3 separate regions of the Mus musculus genome follow, and all the other regions are linked to region 2. The links are chromatin loops, found by intact Hi-C in ENCODE. Cell type or tissue: left cerebral cortex. All regions are shown on one strand. Each heading gives the region's core, and the rest is flanking DNA. Links, peaks and the distances in the headings are about the cores only.

Region 1 (8,013 bases), core at 1,259-6,258, 84 kb before region 2:
GGTTCCTTCTGCCCAGGCCCCATGCTCCCTCTATGATGTGTACGAAGCAGGATCCATGCCTAAATTGTGTGTTCCAGTCATTCCCTGAAGGCTTTTGCTTGTGGCTTTGTGGAGGTGAACACGAGGGAGGATCTTTGTTTGTGGCAGGGGATGTGATGCAGAATGTGTTGCTGTGTCAGCCATCTGGACTCAAGTCCAAAGTCTGCCCTTCGCATTGATGGCCGTCTGTACCGCTGATCTCTTTCACAGTAAGAACTCATCTACAGTTGAAGTGCCAGGGGCTCTGACTATTCCACCAAGTCTAACAGTCTTGAGTTTTCTCTCAAAGCGTAGGAGTCTGGATTGAACAAGGGCAGATGGTATCTCTAAGAGTATCCAGGCAAGTAGGAATCATGGTGTGTGTGCACTTCTTTTTTCCTTCATCAGTCATCTCTCAGGATTTAATTCAGTTGTTCTTAAAAGAAAAAGACCAATTGACTATAAGATTGATGATCTGGATTATAGATCCGAAGCAAATTTTGCCAACTTCTGACCCTGGCAAGGGCAAGAGGAGGCAGCTGGAAAAGATAACCTCAGCGAGAAGCTTGTTGAAGCTTGTCCTACTGCATCTCTTCTTGCTGTAACCAAATACCACAGGCTGGATGCTCTATAAAGAAAAGAAGGTTACTTTAGCGCATGATCTCATGGCTCTGAAGTCTGGGGAGTCCAAGAACATGATGCCGGCATCTTGGCTTCCAATGAGAACCACATGTCATGTCAAAATATGGCAGAAGAGCAGAAAGACCAGTGGGTCTGTGCAGAAGACAGAGAAAACAAGGGTCAGACTCACTTTACAACTGCTCTCATGATAGCGAATCCAATCCCACAGGAAAGGTGCTGCTCTTCCTAAGGAGTTAATCACCCTTCCAAAATCCCAACTTCCCAGAACACAGCAATTAAATTCCAACATGACTAGGACAGACCTCATTCACACAATGGCAAAGCCAGCCAGAGGTAAAACAGTTGAAAAGCTGAAAACCCCATATGCATACCAGAAAGAACACACAGCCACTGAGGTTGATTAGCATAAGGACACAAACTCCATCAGCCCCAGGTTTCTTTGTTACATTCAATTCTCTTCCATGTATCAGGAAGCACATAGAAGAAGCTGTCCTTTTGACAAATCAAATGCTTCATCGTCCTCAAGATCCAAGACTGAAAGGAATACATTTCAGAGATCTCAAAAACATGTCAGCACATGAGAAAGCTGTCACTATCCTTGATTGGGCTGTCCCTTCCTTGTTCCATCTCCTGAATCTTCACACGTGCCCCGTCCTCACCAGCCCCTTTCATATCAGGATGCTCCGTGGTGCTGGCCTGCACTGTACTTTTTCTTTCTTTAGTGTGACCAAAACAGAACCCCTAATGATTCCATAACATGTGTATCTCTGAGCTTCTGATGGCTCTCTTGGTGTCCTCCCACTCAGTCCATGTGAGAGTGCAGAGTACACAGACACACACATGCACACACACACGCGCACACACATACACACCGTAGACGAACACCATGCACACTTCTTTCTCAAACCTGCAGACCTTTTCGCATCCCTGATTTCTATGGATAGGTCACCAGCCATGGACCTAAGAGTGAACTCAGCTGACCTCTCAGTAACTTCTCATTGTCTGTCCCTCCTAGTCCTCTCCACAACGTAATGCCTGCTTGATTTGCCTCTGGCTCATTTTCATCGACAGTCAAATGTCCTCCAGTTTCCAGCTTTCTATCCTCCAGAGAAGCTCCCACAAACCTGCCCCAGCTCCTGAGAGGTGCCGGCTCCTCCCGCATCTTCTCTGTACTTAGGCAAGCCAATATAGCCACTAGCCAGGTGTTCTGTTTAACTTACTTAAAAATGAATCCATTTTAAAATCCAATTCCTCAGTCACACAAGTCAATTTTCTGATTGTTTTGTTTTGTTTTTTTCTGTGATACTGGGATAGCATGCAGGGCTCCACCATTGAGCTTCTCCCTCAACCTTTTGGGTCAGTTTTTAAGTGCTCAACAACTATATGTGGCCACCAATTGGATTTCGCTCGTTACTGGGTACCTTATTATCACAGAAGTTACACTGGGCATAAAAGTGGTGGTCCATTTTTCTTTCACCTTCAGCATCTCTCTGTCCCTGTCCCTGTGCTTTTCTCTGGAGCCTCCCAGAGTCACAAAGTTGCATCCTTATATCCCAGACCTCATCTCCAGCAGCACAGGACTTGCTATGTCTCTGAGGATATATTAGAACATTGAATGCTTTGTGGCACAGCACATAGATGGAAAGGCAGCTCACACTAACTGAAGCAAAAAAGGAGACGCGTTGGCTTTCGTCACTGAAAATTCCAGCAGAAGCTTCTGCACGGCTCGATCCAGCAGTTCATCTGACTGTAAAACAACTGCTGGTCTCTCATCTGCTTCTCCTCCAGGCCGGCTTCACTCTCTGCCCTGCGTGTCGCTCCCTCCCAGCTAGATGAGGAGAGATAGCTGAGAAGTAGCCTAGTCTTCAGTCTTCAGCATTCCTGATTTTGAAGGAAGAACATTTTCTAAGTGTATACATCAGATTCAGAGATTTGGATCCATTTGAGGACTGGACCTCAAATCACTGATGACGTCCAGAAGATAAAAATGCATTAATGAGCCTGACCTGACCTGACCACAGCTTTTCTCTGATGGTGAACAAGAAAAGCCAAACTATATCCAACAGACTCCACATGGGGGTGTCCAGTGAAGGGAGAAGGGATAATCAAATAACACGAAATCCACCAGTGAGTCTGTTGGGATCTTTCTTGCCTTCATCATCTGATGATAATCTGAATGTCTGATGAAGTATCTAACCAGATGGCCCGTGTCTGCTGTGCTAATGGGTGAGAAATGAGCTGATGGGCAGGGAGTGAGTGAGTGGGAGGGTAGACAGATAGGTGGCCAGGTAAGTGAGCTGATGCGTAAATGAATGGACAGATAACATGGATGGGAGGGGTAGATGGTGGAGTGATGGATAGATGGTTATAGGTAGGTGAATACAGCAGTGAATCACTGCATAGAAGACTGGGCAGTTATCTGCCTACCTTCCTGTAGGGAAGGCAAAAAAAGACAAGGCTTCAGGGGCCTAGTACCTAGTGCCTAGCAGAAGACACTAATCTTGTGGCCCAGAGTTTCCCTAACACAATGGTCCTCAACCTTCCTAACGCTGCCAGCCTTTAATATAGTTCCTCATGTGCTGAAGCCCCCCATCATAAAATTACTTCATTTATATTTCATAACTGGTAATTTTGCTACTGTTGTAAGTTGTAATGTAAGTAGTTGGTATGCAGGTTATCTGATATGCGACCCCCAAAAGGGTCTCAACCCACAGATTGAAAACCACTGCCCAAAAGAATGGTCCAACCCTGCCAGATAGAGCAGCCCTTACCTGGCCTAGCTCTGCTGCCCCTCACTGCCCCACCACCCCCCAGAGCTGAAGATCCAGCCAGGCCTGGCTGTAAAGGACTGGAAGTCTAGCCAAAGCTCTGTGCATCTCTTTGTTTTAGCTGGACAGTAGGAGCTAGCCAACAGAGGAGCGGGATTCTGGGATTCTGGGTGTCTGAGGCAGCCACTCTCCCAGGACTCCTGTTCTCAAATGCACACTTACCATTCTGAGTCAAGTCCCTAGCAATTAAAAACATGTTCTTCAGAAAGAAAGGTGGGGAAAGGAGTTGTAGCCTAAGAAACCACATAATTGGTGCTCCCAGAGGAAGCCACGAAGCGGGAGCCTCCATGTGCAAGAGGATTTGCAGATTCTGGCCCCAGGTCCAGATCCTGGGAAACAGTAGGTGTGTCTTTCTTCCAGAAGCCCTTGTTTCTGGCAGTGGCTAGCTGCTGGAACTGTCTAGCAAGCTGCAAAATTAATCCTGGGAGGTAATTAGCACTCCTGGGAGGGGTGGGCTGTGGACCGCCTGTTGTTGTGGCATTGTCTTCCCACCAGTGGCCTTGGGAGACAGCATCCAGGCACCTGAAGGGCTCAGGCAGGCACCTGGGGTGGTGGTGTTTCCTTTTGTTTTGTTTTAATTTCCATTCCTGTAATCTCTTGTCTAAAATAGCCTCTCAGAATTTGGCAGTCGCGTTTTCTTCCCTGGTTAGTCCCTCTCTCCATCCTCGCTTTAATTGCGTCTTTCGCTGTGCATGTGTTTATTAAGGAACAAAAATGAGCTAGGCATTTAGAGGACTTATTTCAGACTCATTAGACCCGCCCGACTGGAAGATTGGGTGCCCAGGGCAGCTTCTTCAGATGAGAGGGCACAGTCTGTGCAGGGATTAGCCCCTGGGCTGTCACCTGCTCTGATGGCGGTGGCTGTCCCTCCTCAGACTCACTGCTTCTCCAGGCTAAGCTCTTGATCAGTGTCTGTGGGGTATATGCTACTTGGGGTGGCCTTCTCAGGGTTAGGCTATTTGAGGAACTGCTGAGCCTCCTGCTTTCTGGTCTTGACCTTTGCTGCAGAGCACGTGCTGTCCTTGGGGCTTGTCAGCATTTGGAAGGAGCCTGTCCCCAGGGAGCCAGCATCCAGCCTCTGTCCCTCCTGCTTTACTCCCCAGAGTGGAGTCAGAGAAAGGACAGGTCTTGCAGGGACATTCCTGGCTGCACCTTCAGTTCCCGCCTGACCCACCTACTAGCTGCTCAGCCCGAAGGAATTGAACTTGGAAAATGGACTAAAAACAGCTTTATAAACCTTGTATCTGGGACGCTTCAGGTGGAACCAAGTGTAGTGAACATAGCATTTATTTAAGTGAGTTTGGGGTTTTTGTGACCTTGGCTAAGTGACTTCCAACTCTGGATCTGTGGTTTTGTCACCTGATAAAAAAATGATGCTTGTCTGAGGCGGTACAGGTGGCCACTAGAGCACTAACCCAGAGCTGCAATGACTTCCTTTCAATGGGAACTTATTTTTTTCCCAGGTCACAGTTTAGGGGGTGCTGATGAGAAGTGGTGCACCAGGAGTCCAACAGAGACCAAGGCTCCTGCTGTGGTTTGTCCCTGTCATTCTTCTCTGCAATGAGCAGGGAGAGAGAGAAAGGACAATGCCCTTGCCTCTAACCAGCCAAGCGTGGGGACCCAATTCACCTGCACACATGAGCATAACCCTAGACAAAGCCAAACTTGGGCTAGCACGTGTAAACCAGCTGCAGCCCCCAAGATGGAAGAGGCCAGGAACACAGAGCTCCGGTGGCCTCTATCACAGAGATGGTGACAGCAATACAGTGTGTGTGTGGATGCATGGTTATTGGGGGGGGGGGTGCGTGCACTCGGTGTACATATCTGCTGCTTGCAAGGGGGAAATGTAAAATGCAGTCATTCTTCAAATTGGATGCCTGGCCCCCAAGTAGACGGGCAGATTTTGTTATTTTTCTTGTCTCTCCCCTACTGGTTATTCTCTTGAGGTATATGCAAATAACAGACCAAAGCAAGAAATTAAATACACGTCCCTCACCTCTGAAGTTCCTTATTTCCATGTTCCTCACAGTGTAACATTTCATTAGACCTTCCAGATAAGGAGAGACCAAGATGATTAAAAATCAGACAGCACCTACAGACTGCTTCATTGGTTTGGGGAATGGCTAGGGCTTCAGAGTGACTTGGTGGGTGTAGTGTGTTTTAATAAGTGTCTGCCTAAGTCATTACCCTAGAAAGAACTGCACAATGGATATGTGTGCCCCAGGGGAGAAAAGGATGCTCACAGTGTTCTTGGTACCCGTGCATTAGTGACAGGGTGGATGGAGTGCTAGTGGTGTTACACCCAGATTCTGGGGCTCAGACTTTCCAGGGCTCAAGGGGACACAGCACAGCAAAGGTTGAGTGGGATCCTGAATGTACCTGTGTGAGCCTTAGACCCAGCTCAAAAGGACATGTTCTATCCAACTTGAATTGACTCTGCTCTATGACCAAGATCAAAAAGAGCCACTGTGAGACACGAGGGAGAATCTGTTCCTTTCACGCTCCTGACTGTGGCTGCTCTCATCAGAGGTGGTCAGCCTGATGACTGGGATGAGAGCGAGGAGAGAGAGCAGCAAGTCTAGCCAGCTGTCTCCTCCTGTCAGAAGAGAAGACGGGTGGGGGGCCATGATGGTAGATATTATAGCATTCATTCATTGTTTTTAGTGATCCCTCCAAGGAACTAGGGACTGGCTGAGCCCTGACACACAGTGAGTAGATGAGAGGTAGGGATTGTAGTGAGAGAACTCAAGAGTTCCATTGCCTTGGTGCAGGTCCTGTCTGTCACTTTCTAGCTGAGTGACTTTGGTCAAATCAAATACAGTGGCACATGCCTGTCATCCCAGAGGCAGGAGGACCAAGATTCAAGGATGGTCTCAGCTATACAGTTCAAGGCCATCCTGAGCTATGTGATATTGAGATTTGATCTTATAAAAGAAACAAAGTAAGTAGAATGGCCAGAAAAGGCCTCGCTGATCTGAGAAAGGGACCTGAAGGAAATGACCAGCAGAGGATTAGTAAGTTGTGTGGAGTCTTAAGGCAAGAAGGGTCCTGTGCTGGAAAGCCTGTAGGAGGCTGGTCTGCTAGAGGAGAGTTGGTGAGGGAGCAAACGGTCAAGAAGAGAAAGTGCACCACAGACTTTTGAAGCTTTAAGGGTTTGACTCCGTGGTGATTTGGAAACCACTGCAGGACTGGGAAGCATGAGATAGTCTGACTTGCACTTGGCTGTGTTGTGGAAGATGCATGGACAGGAAGGAGGGAGACTGGTTAGATGACTGGCAGAAATCCAGGTGAGAGGCTCAGGTGAGGGTAGCCAAGGTAGAGGTCAATGAAAAAACGTGATTGTAGTTGCAAGATCACCCACAGCTATTAGCCCTGAGCTTGATCTATAATGAGCATGTTAGTCAGAGGGGTGCAGGTCTGCAAGACACAATGACGACGACCCCCAAGAGAAAGAGCTTCAGTGTGAAACTGAGCTTTCTTCCTGGGACCAACACTTGCTCCTTCATGGCCGCCGGGGACCAGCCATCTAATCTCAGAGCCTTAGTTTGCCCCTCCATAAAGTGTAACTGGTACTGTCCCTCATGCTGTAACAAAGACAGCTCTTGACTGGTATGTGTGCAAGCACTGTCCTGTAGACGCTCCCTGCCTGGTCTACCTTTGCCATCTTGCTCTGGTATGAAGCACACAGCAGAGAGAAGCACCAGGTCAGGAGATGGACACCAGCAAAGGTCAGGAATGTGGGGAAGGACAGCAACAAAAAGAGGGGGGTGCTCCCTGCTGATATCATCCTGAGATTTCCCCTTCCTATGGCAGTATACCCTGAGGACCATCGTATATCTGAGTGAGTAGACCAGAATACGCTGCCCCAGTAAATAGAGCCACTTCCTATGTGTCTGGGCAGGGCATCAGGCCCAGCATCTTCTTTGGGAAAGGGGCACTACCAACTCCTAGGTCATCCTGATGGTTCCTGGCTAGTGGACACCCTCCTATCCAAAGCCCAACGTCTGAAGCACCTTTGTTGAACTCACTAGACACCTGGACTAGCCCTGCTCCATACACTATGGCTACTGGCTGTAAATGGACTGCTGTGTATGCAGATGGAGCCAGGCCAAGCCAAGAACAGATGGTCACCTCCTCATTCCAGAGTCTACTGCAGGCAGCTGAGCCTATTGGCTTGTTTGTAGTTCCCCAGAACATACTCAGGGGTCCTAAACCTACAACCCCAGTTCTCCTTGGGGCCTGATTCTCTTGAACTCAGGAGACCCTAGATCTGCACAGAAGTAGCTCTGGGCAGAGATATGAGTAAGACTGTACCCAGTACTTCCCCTCAGGAAACTGGCAAGAGTTGGCAATGTTATGTGGCTTCAGAATGTGGCATGTGATAAGGCACATAGGACCCTATGGAGTGAGGTTAGGGGACACAGGATGGGGACACAGAGCATCATAGAATCATGAGGCCTCCTAGAGGAGAGGATAAGTGGAAAGTGAAGGTGGACTTGACCGCAGTGGGGTGTTAACTAAAGCC
Region 2 (8,013 bases), core at 2,056-7,055:
TCCCAGGGTGACTCATACTTCAGACCTACTCTTATTAGCAAGGCCGGTCAAATTATTCTGCCCTGACTGTTAGCAGAGCTACCAAGCAAGGTTTTCAGAGGAAGGGTGCCTAAAATGAGCAGGGCAGTCAGAAAACGTGGCTCTGTCAACAGTGGAGCCCAAGCCAGCGAAATGTGTATCACCACCTGCAGTAATAGCTAGGAGCTAAAGGCGTGGGCCCACCAGATGTGTCTTTCCAGGTTGGGTGGTTACTTCAGGGAGTCCTGAGGAGAGAACAGGGCTGCAGATCAAGGTCAGAGTGTTGCAAGTTCACTGCTGGCATTTTCTTCCCCATGACTTCTCAGCTTTTCATCCAAGGCCACTTTACTCCCACCACCCATCTGGGGCAGCTCCAAGGAAGGCTGCATGCACTTGTTTTTGTAGTTACAGGGTAACAGCCCCTTCTGTGTTTATGCTGCCCCAAATCCTCTGTGAAATGCTGGAGGATGCTGACAACACGGGATGTGTTTGCCAAGAGCAACACACAAGTGACTTTCAGTCTCTTGTAGTTTACAATATACACAGTAAAGTGTATATCTCGGATTTTTTTTCTTTTTCTTTTCTTTCTCTATATCTAGTTTGTTTGTTTATTTGTTGTTAGTAGCTTAATAGTATTTTCTAATATCTCACAAATTGTGTGTAGGGACGCAGAAAGACTGGTTGAGACCATTCTTCGGTATCTATGTTTATGCCAGTCACCAGGTAGTACTCATTGATTCCATGTCTGGCCTAAAGGGCAGAAGCTGTGAGTGGTTCTAAAACAAAGAGCTAGAGGGAGGGGAGATAGCTCAGTCAGTCAAGTGCTTGCTGGTCAAGTTTGAAGATCTGAGTTCAGTTTAAGGAAATTAAAAGCAGGGAGGGTAGAACATCTCACTCCTGCAATCCCAGCAGTGAAGACTCGGATACTGAGGGGTCCCTGGGGCTGGCTGATCTGCTGACCAGCCAGGTGGGTGAAACAATGAGAGATGCTGTCTCAAAAATGAGATGGAAAGTGATTGAGGAAGACACCCAACATCAACCTCTGACTCTGCATACGTGTGCACATACGACACTCACACACACTCACACAGGCTCAGAGTGAGTGTAATGGCACACACCCATGATCTACCAGCAGTTCTAAGCCTATGTTTTCTTTTTTCAATTTGAATTATGTAGTGCATTGACATGTTGAAGGCTAAGAGGCCCCTTGGCCTGCACAGCTACCGTTTTCCCTGTGTACCTCCATTACTTCTGGCAGAGGCAGGTAGATGCCTGAGTTCAAGGCCAGCCTGGACTACAAAGCTAGGACAGCCAGGGCAACACAGAGAAACCCTGCCTTCAAAACAAAACAAAAGACACCTTGCAAGAATCAGTTCTCTCTCCCTACCTTGTGGGTCCCAGGATCAAACCCAGGTCATCAAGTTTGGTGACAAGCACTTTTACCCCCTGAGCCATTTCACCAGCCAAGCGATGCTGACCTTCTGATTCTCCTGCCTACATTTTCTGAGGTCTGGGATTGCAGAAGTGGATATCCACACTCAGTTTTATATAGTACTGGGAATCAGACTTGATGGCTACCTACATACCAGGCAAGGGCTCTTCCAACTGCGCTCCATCCTTAACACTTTTGTTGTTTGTTGGTTGTTGGGTGGATTTGGGTTTGCTTTGCTTTGTTTTGTGTTGCGTTCTTTTGTTCTTGAGACAAGTCCTGCTATGTGGCTCTACCTGACATGCAATTGTTTATATAACCTGAACTCACAACAGTCCTCTTACCTCAGACTCCTGAGTGCTGGGATTACAAGCCTCCCTGGCTGTTGTGCCTTTTCTTAGCTGTGGCATGGGTGCTGCCATTAACAAAAGTAGGAATAAGGTGTCATGTGACTCTGCTCCCCAAAGTATCTCTTCAAGCTATGTCATGCAAGCCCCTGAACCAAGTTGGGGTACCCCATGGCACTGTTTGTAACTCTCTCCAGGGCCAGACCTTGACCACAGCTGAACCTGGGCCCCCAGTAGTGCTTATGGACCAGAGTAAGAACAAAAGCAAACTGTGGAATTGGGGGTCAGATTCCAGGCACTCTTCCAGGAAGGGGATTCTTATACCTGAGGGGACGAGTGGTGGCATGGGGTGTACCCATCTCAGTGACACTCAGGAGATGCAGCCACGCTAGCTGTGTGTTCCACCCAGTGACAAGGCATCTAGACCTGTAGGTTCTAGCCTGGCAACAGGTCTGTAAGATGTAGGTGCCATCATCAGCCACATGACCTGAGAAATGGGGCATGTGAGGGGATGAACTAGGCCTGTCCTGTGTCAAGGGTAGAAATGTGCCAGTTGACAAGGGTCTCTTGAGAGTAAATACTCAATCCTGCTGAGCTGTTGTGACCCACTGCCAGCTCATCTATTCTGGAAGCTTTCTAGGACTTCCTGGCTCTTTTGATACCTTTGGGAAGAGTGGATGGTATGTATTTGGAACTTGCCAGGATATATTTATGTCCTTAGCAAGAGTCAGCCTCAACTTCCTGCACCTCCACCATACCTAGGCACTCAAGGAGAGGTGGAGGGGGATCAACACTTTCTGGTTATTGTAAGTGGATTAGGTTAGCCAAGCCTCTGAGCAGCCTCCAGTAGCCTCCAGGGCTATGGAGTCAGCCAGTGGTCCCCAGCAAGGAGAAGCAGATTATCCATGCCTCTGCCCCATGGCCTGTGTGTGTCACGCTTCCTCCTGAAGCACGCGCTGCAGAGTCATTCATTCCTTAAATGAGAAGTGATGTCACTGCTCTCGTCCTGCGGAGAGCTATGCCAGGCATAGCACCTGTTGGGCCAGGTCTTCATGGAGTCTGCCTGGCAGGACCGGGTCAACAGGACCTCCTGGCAGTGTGCAGAGCACTGTGGTGATGGAGAGTTGAGATGGGACTCTGAATTCCCATCATCGCTCAAACCTTCCTGACCACTTGGTCGCCTCAAATATTTGTGATGTTTTTGTGCAAAGTAGAGATAAGTCCTCTTTCTGGTTGGACTGACCAGCAGAAAACAGGCTGTCTGGCTGCAGTAGACGTGTGAATGTCCAGAGGAAGCAGAAGGCCTTCCATGGGAGTTCAAGTACCTCTGCCTCCCAGCTGGTGCCATCTCCCTCGACCCCTCTTCCAGGGATCTTTGTATTCTGAGAGCAACACTGTGGATCCTGTGAAACTCTGTACCTGGTCTCCCCAGGCTGGAAGAGGGTAACCCTCCTGCTCTGGGAAGCTGCTGGGGGCTCTGGGAGGGCAGCCCAATGCCAGCAGGTGCTTTCAGCCTGTGCAGCCACCTCACAGAGTTTCAGCCATAAAGGACCCAGGTCTTTAGTGTTCTTCAGTCTCTGAAAGAAGCAGGATGCTGTCAGCCACCGTAAAAATGTGACCTTTGAAAATTTACAAGAGCCGAGGTTTAAAAAGCTGCTGTGTTAATGATGCATCCCATTAGCATCTCATTAAAGGGAAGCTGGGGGAAAACCAGCTCAAGCCCAGTGATGGGCAGATAGGGCCAGCCTGCAGAGCCAGCAAGGGAGAGCTATAATGGCTGGCCTCTCCTGATGAATACCATCACTTTACCGGAACAGAAGCCAGGGCCAGGGAAAGGTGGCTTCCCAGATGTCCCAGAGAGTGACAGCGGAAGAAAATGGGAAGTGAAGGAGGCCCTGCCCAGCCCATTTCTTCAGGGAAGCTGGTCTTTCTTGTACTGGCAGCCCACCCTCTACCCAACCCCACCCCCACCCCCTCTTCCACCCCCTCCCCCACCTCAGTCCTGCTCTCCTTCTCTAAGGCAAGCCCTCATTTGAGCTCAAGAAAAGCCTGGATTGCTCCTTGGGATTCCAGATGTGTGAGAATTCAAGACTATGATAGGGAAATTCAGAGCTAGAATCACAGATCCATACAGGGTCCCAGACCTTTGGAGTCTGCATCTGCATGTGCTTATTCGGGGGGTGGGGGTCTAGAACCCTTGACAGGAAGAGAGGCCCCTGTGGTCAGTCTCCCTGCCTCACATACTACTGGTCAGTCCATATATGGCTCACCTGGAAGCCCTGGGCCTCTCAGCAAAGGGCACTCCTGCATCTAAGTTGTTTGTTGACAGAATCAAGAAAGGAATATTCACTTGACTGCTTTAATAAAATAAAATTTCTGAACTGCAAATTGCTTGCAGCTTAAGATGTTGCTAGCGCAGAGCAGAAAGAATGTGAGTGGTTTTATTTATCATTCCTAAAGGGGCGGGGAATGAACTTCAGAGCGGCTTTCTTTACTCTAAGAAACACTTGTATTTCATAATAGACACAGAGACAAACAGGAGGCTGGCAGCTGGGTAGTCATCTACCCCCATCACCATCACCACCCCCACCACCATCACCACCACCACCACCAACACCACCCTCCCATGGCTCTGGATCAGCCTATGCAGACCCAGAGTACCCTGCTTCTGTTTGGGGTACAGGGGGGGTTGCATTGTTCAGAGGCATTTACCCGCTGGTCCATCTGAGAGCAAGGCCTGGGTCTGATTACCATCACCCACCTCACCACTGCCCTGGCCGGTTCATAAAACAAGACCCCAGCCCAATAGTTATTTGCCAAGACATGAATAAGCCGGTGCATAAGCTTATTTGTGGGGAGAAGTGTGCTATTTTTCAAGTTCAGAAACCCCTCTAATTTGGGGGCCAACATTAGAACTCCCAGTTTTATAGCACAGAACCTGATGACCCAAACTCAAGAAAACTGAGATCCAGCAGTGCAGGGAGAGGACTCAGAAATCTTAAACCAAGCTGTTTGCTATCTGGGAAACCTCTGGGTTATGGGCAGCAGAGAGGAGCTGCAGCGCCCCCTCCTGACAGAAAAGGTTTCCACATTGTCAGCCAACAGGCTTGCTAGCTAGGAGGCTGGAGAATGGGGGCGGGGTCCCAGCATCCAAATGTGCCCTCTAGACAAGGCTCTTGAATAGGCAAAGCATAGCCTCCTTCCCGCTCAGGTGCCTCAGATTTCAAGAACAATTTCTGTGTCTCAAAACCCACCAGGATCCTGGAACCTGGGAATAGAGGAAGGACTGCAGCTTGCTAGATGGTTTCTGCCTCCAGACGGAGCATGTGTTAAAAGTTGACTCTTAAGAGAACTCTGAGAAGGCCTCCCCAATATTTCCTATGCGTCATCACGATTATGGCTCTCTCCCAATATGGCTATATTCCCCTTTTGTATACTACTCCCCACCCCCACCTCCTCATCCATGCCACAAGCAAGAGAAGGGCCTCTGGTCAGGATGCTTGTCTGATCAGCTTAAGATGTTGCTAACACAGAGCAGAAAGAATGTGAGTGCTTGGGAGACTCTTCCTCTGCTCATGTTCTGTTCACAGAAGCGGAGCATTTGAAGTACAGGCCAGAGGTAAAGTGCAGCCTAATGCAATTAGCTCAGTTCCGCCCGGGTCTCAATGCTGCCTGGCTCCTGCTCTCTCAGCAGGCCCTGCTACAAGGCACCGTGTACCAAAGTGTGATCCAGCAAAACTCCAGAAGCCCTGCCCAGCCTCCTGACCACGTTACCCAGGGGACTCACCCTGCACAAGGGCCGCACAGGGAGCTCTGCCTCCAGCTTCATCACTGAGTCAGGCACTCACCAGAACATGCTATAAGAAATGTGACTTTCATCTGAAGATGCTTCTGAGAGTCCCTGGAGAACGTCTGCCCCTCATCCCAGTTCTCATGCTGCCACAGGCCTGACTGGGTGTTTAGGAGCTGTTATGACTCATCTCAAAGCCAACGCCACAGAGATCCTCGCCCCCTTTGTATCCCAGTTTTCTTATCCCAGCCTCTACAGTATGTTTAGGATTTTAAAACTATTTATAAATAACGGCCATTGAAGGAAATTTAGTCTTTAGATGTAGTGATACACAACTGCAATCCAAGCACTTGGTAGTGAGAGATAGGAAGGCCGTGGGTTCAAGGGCAGGCCGGAATACAAACCCTTTTAAAAAAAAATCTGGGGGTGGGGTCAGTGGTAGAACACCTGTAAAACTGGTACAGTACCCTGAGTTCAGTCCCCAGAACCATTCATTTTGAGAAATGCATACGAGTGTAGAGAAGAAGACACCCATAATCCTCTCATCCAAGGATAATGTCTCGCCAACATTTGGGTCGTCCATCTCTCATTGGTCAGCACCAGGACAGTTCATAGGGAGATCACACGGGTCTAATCTTGTGGTCTGGTTTTCCTCATCAAATCACAGTGGGAACACTGTGCCTTCTCATTATAAATTTCTAGACAGTATACTTCTTAGTAACCAATGTCCTCTCAGGAACTGTGTCTGGGGGAGGCCAGTGTCACCTGAGGTTTGCTTTCATTCTGAGGGCCTGTCTCTTGTTCATCTCAGAAAGTGAGCTCACAACAGCACTCTCTGAGGTGCCCTGGGTCCTTCCTACCTGGGGCTGTAGCCTGACCTGTCCAGCCAACTCCCATAACTCCCTCCCTTTCTCCATGGGACACCTGGATCCCAAGAGCATGTGTAAACAAACAGTGTGGGAAACTGGGGATGATCATGCAGTGGCCCTCGCTTGCCACCTGATGGTGGTATTCTGCAGAACATTTGCTACCTCATTAGGAATTCTCTGTCAAAGCCACAAGTCCTGGTAGTCTGAGAATAAGCAGGTACAGTCAGTGCTCTCAGCACATGCCCTGGATACGTGGGTAGCATTTGGGTTATCGTGGGTGACTGACAGTCTGAGGGCCGAGGTGTCCCTCCAACCAGAGTATAGAGTGCTCTATCAGTTACACTAGTCCCCTGGGATAGGCTGCTATAGAGATACATGGTAAGGCACTGGCTTAGAGTTCCTGGAGGCCAGGGGCTCATCAGATGCAAACCTGCAGATACTCTGTCCTGATATCCCATGATCCCTCTGGGAAAAGAGGCAAGGGTCCCAGGGTTAGTGGGGCTGGATACAGGCACTCTTGTGCTCTCTCTCTCTCTCTCTCTCTCTCTCTCTCTCTCTCTCTCTCTCTCTCTCTCTCCCCTCATGAGCCCAGTAGATAAAGCTCACGTTTCAAGGATACTGCTGAGGGAACATGTTCCAGACACGGTCCTAGAACAGCCCATGCTTACCATTCTCTTCTGCTTCCCCACAGGCTCCCGGCATCTCCAAAGCTGACAATCAGTCTCAAGGACTCACGACCAGCATCCGATGGGGGCAGACGCCTGTCAATCAGTCCACGCCCTGGGACACTGATGAGCCGCCCTCCAAACAGATGAGGGAGAGCGACAATCCAGGTGAGTGTTCATCAGCTGACAGAGACACACTGACTAGCTGGGTGCTCTGTTCTTCTCTAGAGGCCCTGACCCATGAGTCTGCAGAAGCCCAGACGCTGGGCTTAGGATGTGTGGGACACCAAGTTTCTCAAGCCACACTTCCGGGGAGATGTTATTGGCTTGAGCATAGTTGCATGAGCACCAGGATGCTCTAGCCCCAGGACTGGAATTTCTTCTGCAGCATCTTGGTCCTCCTCTGGCAGCTCTGACCTTTCACGGCTCCTGGAGCCCCCTAATCCCCCTTTGGTACACATACCTGGAGACACCCGCAGCTCCACATCTTCTGCACAAGCCCATCAGTCCTAAGATCCATGAGTTCCTGTCCCTTCACTTTCCAGACAATTGTTCCACATCCCTCTAGAGTGCAGAGCACAACTCGGTGCTAACAGCCTACGTACTGCCTGACCAGTATTCTTCCTTCAGCACCTCCACATTGGTCATTACAGCCCTCACTCATAGCTCTTCAACCCACAGACATATCATATCTTGACCCAACAGTAAGACTCAAGGGTGTCACAAGGCCACCTCTTCATAATTGGGCTCAGGCACCTGGGTTTGGGGACACAAGACAAATATCTCCAATCTCTACCAAACCGGGGGGGGGGGCACTGTAATTTCAGGGGGGGGGCACTGTAATTTCAGGGGGGGGGCACTGTAATTTCAGGTGCTGTGTTTTGTTTTGGGTTCT
Region 3 (8,013 bases), core at 1,259-6,258, 130 kb before region 2:
GATCTCCTGTCCCACACCTATAAACTGGCAACTCCCAAACCCGTCCCTAAGTGCCTGCCCCGCATGTCCACCCCCCCCCCCACACACACACACCAAAGTGCCCTTTCGGTGCCGTAGACTTGCCTGGACTCACCTCTGTCCCAAAGCCCCCTCCTAGGAAGGGCAGCATCACCTCCTCAGACCTGGATCACCGAGGCATAGTCCAGCTTCCCCTCCCTGCATCTCTGTGCCACTCGCAGTCTCTTGGCTATCCAACTCCTACCTGTGCCTTATAGCTCCTTCCTCTCCACTCCCTGCTGCTCTTGACTTTCTCCACAGGCCCTTGCCAATTCTAGCCCAAGTAACCACTGAGATCCCCAGCCTCTACCTGCTCATCCCACTCACTGGCCCCGCCATGCGATTAGATTCCCTTATTGCCTGTAAGACAAGGCAAATACACTTGTTTCTCGTGTGCTGAGAACACACCAGAGGATCGGGTTCTCCTCAACACCATGTCTGTCATTTACTGTTTTCTCTGCTCAGAACTTTGCTTCTGCCACCCTCATTGGATAGGCCGTTCCCTCCCTTTGCTCCACTGGCCACACTTCTAGGTATAGAAGAGAAAAGAAACTTTTCATAGCCTCCTCCATTACATACAACTAGGGCCACCAGCCTTGCCCACCCCACCCCACCCCACGCCAAAGCAGCTGCAGCCACCCAGTACCAGCTGTTGGCGTCCTAATGGTCTCAGCGGACTGGGCCTGATATCTGAGTTAAAGGATTCCCCTCAGTTCCTGGCAGCACAAGATAGTCCTGGGTTTAAGAAATGAGCTGTAGCAATGGGATTTCTGGAATGGGAACAGGGAGCTAAGAGGAACAGAGAGGTCTGCTGAAGCTCTCTGTGGAAATGCTTATACAAGACTCTAAGAGATAGCCCAGAGTTTTGGGAATAGTGCATTTGCAACTCAAAGGCTGACTGGCAGGGCAACTGATGTCCCAAAGGAAGAGGTGTGTTGAGCAGGAGGAGCAAACCCTTCTGCCAAACTCTCTATGGTCTTTCCATGACTTTGTACTGTACTACGTCCTTTAATGAGAACTGGTGTGAATGAGTTCTCTGTGGTGAAGCCCAAAGAACTCTGTATCACCTTCACTGGTGTGCTGTGTTTTGTTTTGTTGTTTTGTTTTGTTTTGTTTTGTTTTGTTTGTTTATGGCAGGGTTTCACTGAGTAGTTCTGTCTGGCCTAGAACTCACTGTGTAGAGCAGGCTACCCTTAAACTCAGAGATCCACCTGTCTCTGCTCTCTGAATGTTGGGAATAACCTTTTGAGTGTCTTGTGTTAACTCGGTCAAGTTGGGCCATTCTCACAGATGACTCAAAAGGAGTTGAAAAATATTAGCTGACATGTTCAAGTTCACAAAGTGGGAGCTAAAGCCAAGTGCACAGCAGTCTTTGATTTGAAATGAGTGTTCCTTTTTCGGCACTGAGAAGTTTCCGGGCTGCAGCCCTCTTCCTCTCCTCAAAGGCACCGGTCTTTTTGTCAACATGCCTATCCTGTTGGGTCATCACAGCTACTGGCAAGATGCAGGCACTTCTACACCTGATGGGACTTTTGCAGTCTGTAGAAATAGCCTTAGATTCTGAGCACACAAACTGGCATGCAAGCCCCGCCTCTTTCGGGTTATTGTGTAACCTTGAAGAGCAAGTTCCTTCCACCTCTCTTTCCTCCACCGTGGTGGAAAGAGTCCAAGGCATAATGGGCCATTCGACAAGCCGCTCTCCAAGGTTCCTTTCTGCTTCCGCATCTCATAGCTCAGTCATCTTGTCCTGCCTCCCCCGCCCCCCATAATGGCAGGAAGTGCTGCACAAGTGTGGAGCTGAGTTTGTCCCAGCCTGGTCCCACTAGCAGCACTACCTCTTTACTGCCAGCAAAGCTCCCAGGAGGCCCCAGGCCAGGGGTTTTGCTCTCTCTGCCTCCTGGTGTAGCATGGCTTGGCAGACCACAATTTTCATATACCCCGATGGCAGCTTCATCTAATGAGAATGAGGGGCTTACACATATTTTCATTTTTAAAAAATCGGCTATTAATTTGTCAGAATTATTCATATTTTACTGATGATATTTTCCATGTATCTAATCAAGGAGCTCATGAATAGAAATGAAACTATTTAAATACAGAGATGGTGTACATTGTAAGATCTTGTTTTCTCAAGCTGTTCATAATGCAGTGAATACATTTATTTCTTCTAAAAACAGGTTTTGCAACCATCAAAAAACATTTTTGAAATCCTTGCTTAAATACGACTCTATTCAAATATGCTAAATTAGCGTGAGCGGTGGATACAAGCGGGTGTGTGTGTGTGTGCACATGTATGTGTCTGTGTGGCACTAGAAGCAAGTGCTTTGTCTTCCGGCCTTCTTGCTAAGGACTGGAGATTGTTTTCTGTTGAGAAAACTGAGAAAGAAGTACACACACACAGAGTTTTGGATCAAATCTTAAGGACAGATAGATGGCAAAGTGGAGGTACAAATTAAAATTGGACTGAATAATATTCAAGATAATTTTTTGTACAATGTAGACTTTTCAACTGCTCAGAATTCCAGCAGCACTTACCTACATTGAAGGAGAGTTAGAATCATTAAACAAAGCCAGATATTAAATATACTACTGCTATCTCTCGAAACATTAGCAAGTAATGTAAAACACATGGCGTCTACTCAATGGAAAATCTGAGAATACAAATTATAATAGTTGTCTTAAAAGACCTCTGGGAAGCTTGAGCTAAATTGCTTAATTCCATTAATAACAAACTATTACTCTAGCTATTAAAGTAACATAAGGTAATAGAGATCATGTCGAGAGATTATGCCGAGCCTCTTTCTTCACCTAGCACAAATTTATTCAGGGGCATTGATAGATTTTAATTGACTATGGCAACTGAATAGCAACAAAGGAAATTGAACGTCTTTTTGAAAAGCTCCACATTTTGTAGAAGCAAATAGCAACACCAAAATGAGGGTTTGGGGGAGCTGGGCTACGCGGGAAAGGGTGTTAGGAACATCTGTTCCAGCTGTTCCTCCGAGAGAACGCCTTCTTGTGACCCTAAGGAGAAGCTGTGTGGCAGCAGGCCCATCCCAGCCAAGCATCCCTTTCAAATCTAAGCACACCAACTCAAGCTGCTGAGAAGCACATGACTTCTCATGAATACCCTTTGGGCACTTTTCCAAGAGACAGGACTGAAGAGATCTTGCAGGGAGTGGGGGGGGGGGGGAACTACTGCGCTCTCTCTCTAGAGAACAGGGCTTATTCTTCCTTAAGGCTTGACAGTGGTGTGGATGACCCCTCACTGTAGCCTAGTGATAGAGTGACCCTGGTGGTATCCTGGTCATGCGGTAATACAGTGAGTAGCACCTAGTGGTCACTCAGGAGCTGGAGAAGGGCTTATCACTCTAGATGCCCTCGGCTCCATCTACATACTAGTATCTGAAGACATGTCACCACTTTGATTTTGACAGCGGGGAGTCTTTTGTGTCTGTCTCCTGTTGGCCCATCTAGGAAAGACAGAGTGTCTGTTTCATCCCCTGGGGTTCTGGCCTCTTTCCCCACAGTCCCTAACCTCAGATGCTCGTGACTTGTCACAGTCCACTAGGCTACTGGGCCACTGTTGGAAACTCATTTTTAAAGGAAACTGGAAGTTGTCCTTTAAGGGTGGTCACAGGAGATCATAGGAATCCCCAGCCACGCTTTGCTTTGCTCTTACTGAGCAGAGTCCTGGCCACTGCTGTCACTCACTGGTCCAGCAGTGACAGTGCTGCTGCTGAAGTCTGGCTTTGCCTTCTGCCGTCTACTGCATTTTCCCACTTTGCTTTAGTGAGCATCCTGAATGGCGTCTCATGTAAAGCTGTCCAGCGCTCTCCATCCTCTGCCCTAGGTAGCAGCCTCTTCTCCTGTGTCTGTGGACTTTTCTTTCTCCTGTTCTCCATTGGTTTCAGCTTCCCCCAGGGCATCAGAGAAAGGCGCTGGAAATCTAGCTCACGCTGCACACCCCCTCTGCTGGCCTCACACCCTCAGCCAGGTGGTAGCCCTTTTTTCTACTGTATGGTAACCAGAGCTCTGGGGTATGCAGCTCAGAAGCAGGCTGTGACTCGCGGACACCTACTTCATTGGCGCTGAGAGAATCTAATCCCACCATGCCTGCCTCACTCGCATGTGTTTGAAAACCTCCTTGGCAGGCAGGACCTCCTAATTTTTTCCACTTCTTGTGATTAGCGTTGCAGACTAATCCTAGCACCAGACTCAACACCAGCTGTTCTTCCCCCAAAGCTTGTTCTTACTTATAAACCAAATCCTGGAGCCGCTGCCTGTTTCCTGTGCCTGACTGCAGCCAGTCACCTATGGTGTGGACTCGGGTGAGTGCTCTGTCCACCTGGATGCCTTCACGGTGCCTGCTAGGCCTTGGGGCATAGGAGGGGCACACTCATTGCCAAGAGGGTGTCAATATATGCTAAGCTGTATAGCTGTATAGCTAAGTAAGAACAATCTTAACATTGGGATTTTTGCTCCCCTGCATACCACAGACAATTTTTGCAAGACAAGATGTATTTGAAATAACATGTGTAACATTTAGATGCATTTTTCTAAAATAACAATGATATGCACAGACATGATCCCGTCCTACCTCTGAATTTAAGACCCAGAACATCACTGGATTGCTGAAATTACCAGTTTCCCTCCTCTGTTCTTTGCAAGTCCTCTTGAATTTGGAAATAGGTACAAAGAAAGTCCCCAGCCCTCTACCCGTGCACCACCCCCTTCCCAAAATATGGCAACAAATCCACCTCCCAACGTCCATTAAGATTTGGGCTTTGGAGTGCCTTGAAAACTGAAGGAGGGACTTTGCTATAATAGGGAGTCCAGAACAAGGCTAGAGAGCTCTCAGTGCTGTGTCTTTCTTTCCCTAGTATCTTTCCTTCTTGCCTAGTTTCCCTGGCACTTCTGGGTAGAGATGGCTATTTGAACACAGGCAAGTGGGCTGATGTTCCTGCACCCACTCCATGCACTGTTATATTCTTAGAAGTGTGTCTCTAATACCCACCAAGCCTGACAAACCAATCAGAGAGCGAGGCAGATGGGACTTAGGCCCTCCCAACACTCCAGCTTCAAGGAAAATTGTTGACTGTCAGAAATACCATACCCCTGTTGGAAACACATGAAGTCAGCCCTATAAACTGGGAACAGGGAGTCACATTTATATTTATTCTGTAACCATACCAGAATCACAAGTGTCTCATATGGTAGAGGGGGAAAAATAACCTGTAGGCCCTTTCTAACAACTTAGTGCCTAGTCATAGTCGCTCCTCCCCCGTGCTGTTTCTCCTGGTAGGAAACCCTGGATCCCGTCAGGCCTGGAATCTTGGCTGAGTTGATTTCTTTCTTGGCAGCTGTGATCACTTGGACACAGGATGAAGGAGAGTCACTCCTTTTTCTGTCTGGCAGTCTGATCATGTTTTGCCTCTCCAGCACACTGTCCTTTGGTCTACTGTTCCTCCTTCCCATACTTGGTGCAAAAGCTCCCCTGCAGGGCCAGATCAGGGATCCAGGGTTTCTTAGGACAGAGTAGTTGCCTGTCCCTTGGGCCGTGCACATGGGCTTGAGTAGACCTGAAAGCACTTGGGTGTACAGACTTATAGGAGGTACCTCCCCAGACAGGGTTAGCCTGTGGACCCAGTTTACAGAATATGGAGGGAACTTACTCTGCAAGGAATTACAGTTACTGCACACACGTAGAAGAGGGGCTGGCGCAGAGTCTGGGGTGTCTGGGAAGGTCACTGTAACCCAGAGTGTCTGCCACTGGGTCCTACAGATTTAAACCTTGAAGCCCCATGAGAAAGGGGAAAAAATATAAGCTATCCCAAAAGAGTGGCTAGGCCAAGGCTGACATGTGTCCAGATGTGAGGCCCACCTGAGCTGGTATGCAGAGTGGTAAAAGGTGAGAGCTTAGACTACTGTAAAGATTCTCAATTATAGAACTCTGGCTGAATAGTACTGGGGACAAATTGGACCCTAAAGCGGGGGGGGGGGGGGGGGAATGGGACGACAACTCAAGATTGCAGACTAGTATCTGAAGATTTCTCCCCAAATTTAAAGTATACAAAACCTTTTGATATACTTGTGCATAGTGAGATGGTTGTAGTCAAGTAAATGTACGTATGACCGATCTTATGAATTCTCAGTCTCAACTATGAAGTGGAATGGGCTTGTTGTTGTTCTGGATGTAAAAATCGTCATTGAGAATTCCAGTACAGAGTAAGGAAGGGCCCCATAGGTCATCCATTTGAATGCTTCGTCATCGGGGAGTGGCACTATTAGAAAGGATCACTATTAGCAGGAGTTGCCTTGTTCAAGTAGATGTGGCATTGTTGGAGGAAGTGTGTCACTGGGCTTTGAAGTTTCTCTCTCTCTGTGTGTGTGTGTGTGTGTGTGTGTGTGTGAGAGAGAGAGAGAGAGAGAGAGAGAGAGAGAGAGAGAGAGAGATCTGTTTGTCTGTCTCTGTCTACCTCTATCTTTATCTAAGGCCTGTAGAGCAGAGAGAAGCCCAAATGGCTATGAAGTTGGGGAGAAAACTGAAAAGAGACCTTGACCCTCTATAGCCAACACCTCGATTTCTACATGCTTTAGGCAAATCTAGAAAAACAAATCAGGAACATTCTGGAACATTTCCCTCCACAGCCCAGAACCTTCAGCGGTTATTGAGCTGTTCTATACCTTGCTGCTAAATGCTACCAAAAGCTCTGGCTGTGGTTCACAACAGGGACATTGGCTTGTGACTACTGTATTAGGCACAATTACCCTGGAAGACACAAGGCAGGACCTTAGTGAGGATGAAGACTATAGACATAAAATCTTTCTGATTGTCGTTTTCTACTGTTTAAAGTGACACAGCACACAGAGCCCTCAGAGAAATTCCCTGAAAAATCATACTGAATGGACCAAGTATGCACAGGTCCCTGCCATCCAGCCGTCGCATCAGGCTTAGAGGAGGTCATGCCAGGTTTTCTCAAAAACTCTTCTCTCCTGCTGCATGAAGTTTCCTCTACTGTGGCTGCCCAAGGAAAGCAGTTTGCAAGGATTTAATATCTGTGTATTTTGTGGTGTGTGTGCTGAATGAAGTTGTACTTGACTACCAACTTACCATTTGGTTGCTGCCTGCTTGGCATTTGCTCAAACACGGGGTGGCAGGATCTCTTGCAGCTAGCTAGGCTGTGATATTGATGTTGCTCCCTCCCACTGTTCCCTTTCTTGGGGTGACTGGGGGGATTTATAGGGCCCATGACCACCACTCATGAAGAATTTGCAAACTGGAGTCATTTTAGCAAGGATCCCACTCACGGGCCTGTCTCTTCTGGTGTAAAGTGGGACTTCCAGTCTTGGTGGTGATTTTCTTCCTCCACGGTTGTCAGACAGTTGTAGCTGGAAGGTCTGGTGATATGCCCTGGGCTCTGGGGTAATCAAAATTATCCAGTCTGAGAAATCCAACTCCTTTTCTGGGCTCAGAAAATGGTTCAGTGGGTAAAGATCTTACTCTGCAAGCATGAGGGGCTGTCGTGATCTAATCCCCAGAACCCACATAAAGCTGAGAACAGTAGCATGTGTCTACAGTCCCAGAACTCCTACAAGGAGACAGGAGGCAGAGATGTGAGAACCTTTAGAAGCACGCAGTTCAGCTGCCCTGCTTCTATGCAGCAACAAAACAAGAGTCTGTGTCAAGCAAGGTAGACGCCAAGGAAGGGCACCTGAGGTGTCTTCTGAACACACATGTTCTGTGTAATATATGTGTCTATACTCTTACATGGGTTTACACACAGAGAATCACACACACACATACACACACACACACACACACACCTTCTTAGAATTGAACATGGTCTCACTATGTAGGCCATGCAGGTTTCAGTCTTATGGAAATCCCCTGCTTCATGTTCAGCCTCCCAGACGCTGGGGTTACAAATGTACCCTATCCATATCCAGCGAGAT

The links. Peaks named below come from ENCODE experiments on the same cell type or tissue, not always from the same donor. Only the 100,000 strongest peaks of a DNase experiment are listed, where the experiment ranks them.
Region 1: it touches region 2 in a loop (2.4-fold over the local background); 2 of 42 quality-filtered maps call a loop at or near these places.
Region 3: it touches region 2 in a loop (2.6-fold over the local background); 4 of 42 quality-filtered maps call a loop at or near these places.

Annotation. Positions count from the first base shown.
Region 1 is chr12:5,223,380-5,231,392 of GRCm38, reverse strand. All of the region lies in intron 2 of Klhl29 (kelch-like 29), which reads left to right. Among named protein-coding and RNA genes, the nearest start is that of Gm51980, 55 kb to the left of the region's middle. In left cerebral cortex, for the core only: no CTCF peak of the experiment used is centred there; no DNase peak of the experiment used is centred there; H3K27ac peaks cover 549 bases.
Region 2 is chr12:5,139,840-5,147,852 of GRCm38, reverse strand. It overlaps Klhl29 (kelch-like 29), which reads left to right. Exons shown (of 14, transcript NM_001164493.1): 4 at 7,145-7,286. Among named protein-coding and RNA genes, the nearest start is that of Gm51980, 140 kb to the left of the region's middle. In left cerebral cortex, for the core only: CTCF peaks have their summits at 4,859 (motif pointing left) and 6,576 (motif pointing right); DNase peaks (open chromatin) are centred at 4,867, 5,661 and 6,626; H3K27ac peaks cover 786 bases.
Region 3 is chr12:5,270,887-5,278,899 of GRCm38, reverse strand. The region is part of intron 2 of Klhl29 (kelch-like 29); the gene reads left to right. Among named protein-coding and RNA genes, the nearest start is that of Gm51980, 7.6 kb to the left of the region's middle. In left cerebral cortex, for the core only: CTCF peaks have their summits at 3,399 and 4,009; DNase peaks (open chromatin) are centred at 3,135, 4,179, 5,090, 5,342 and 1 more place; H3K27ac peaks cover 2,626 bases.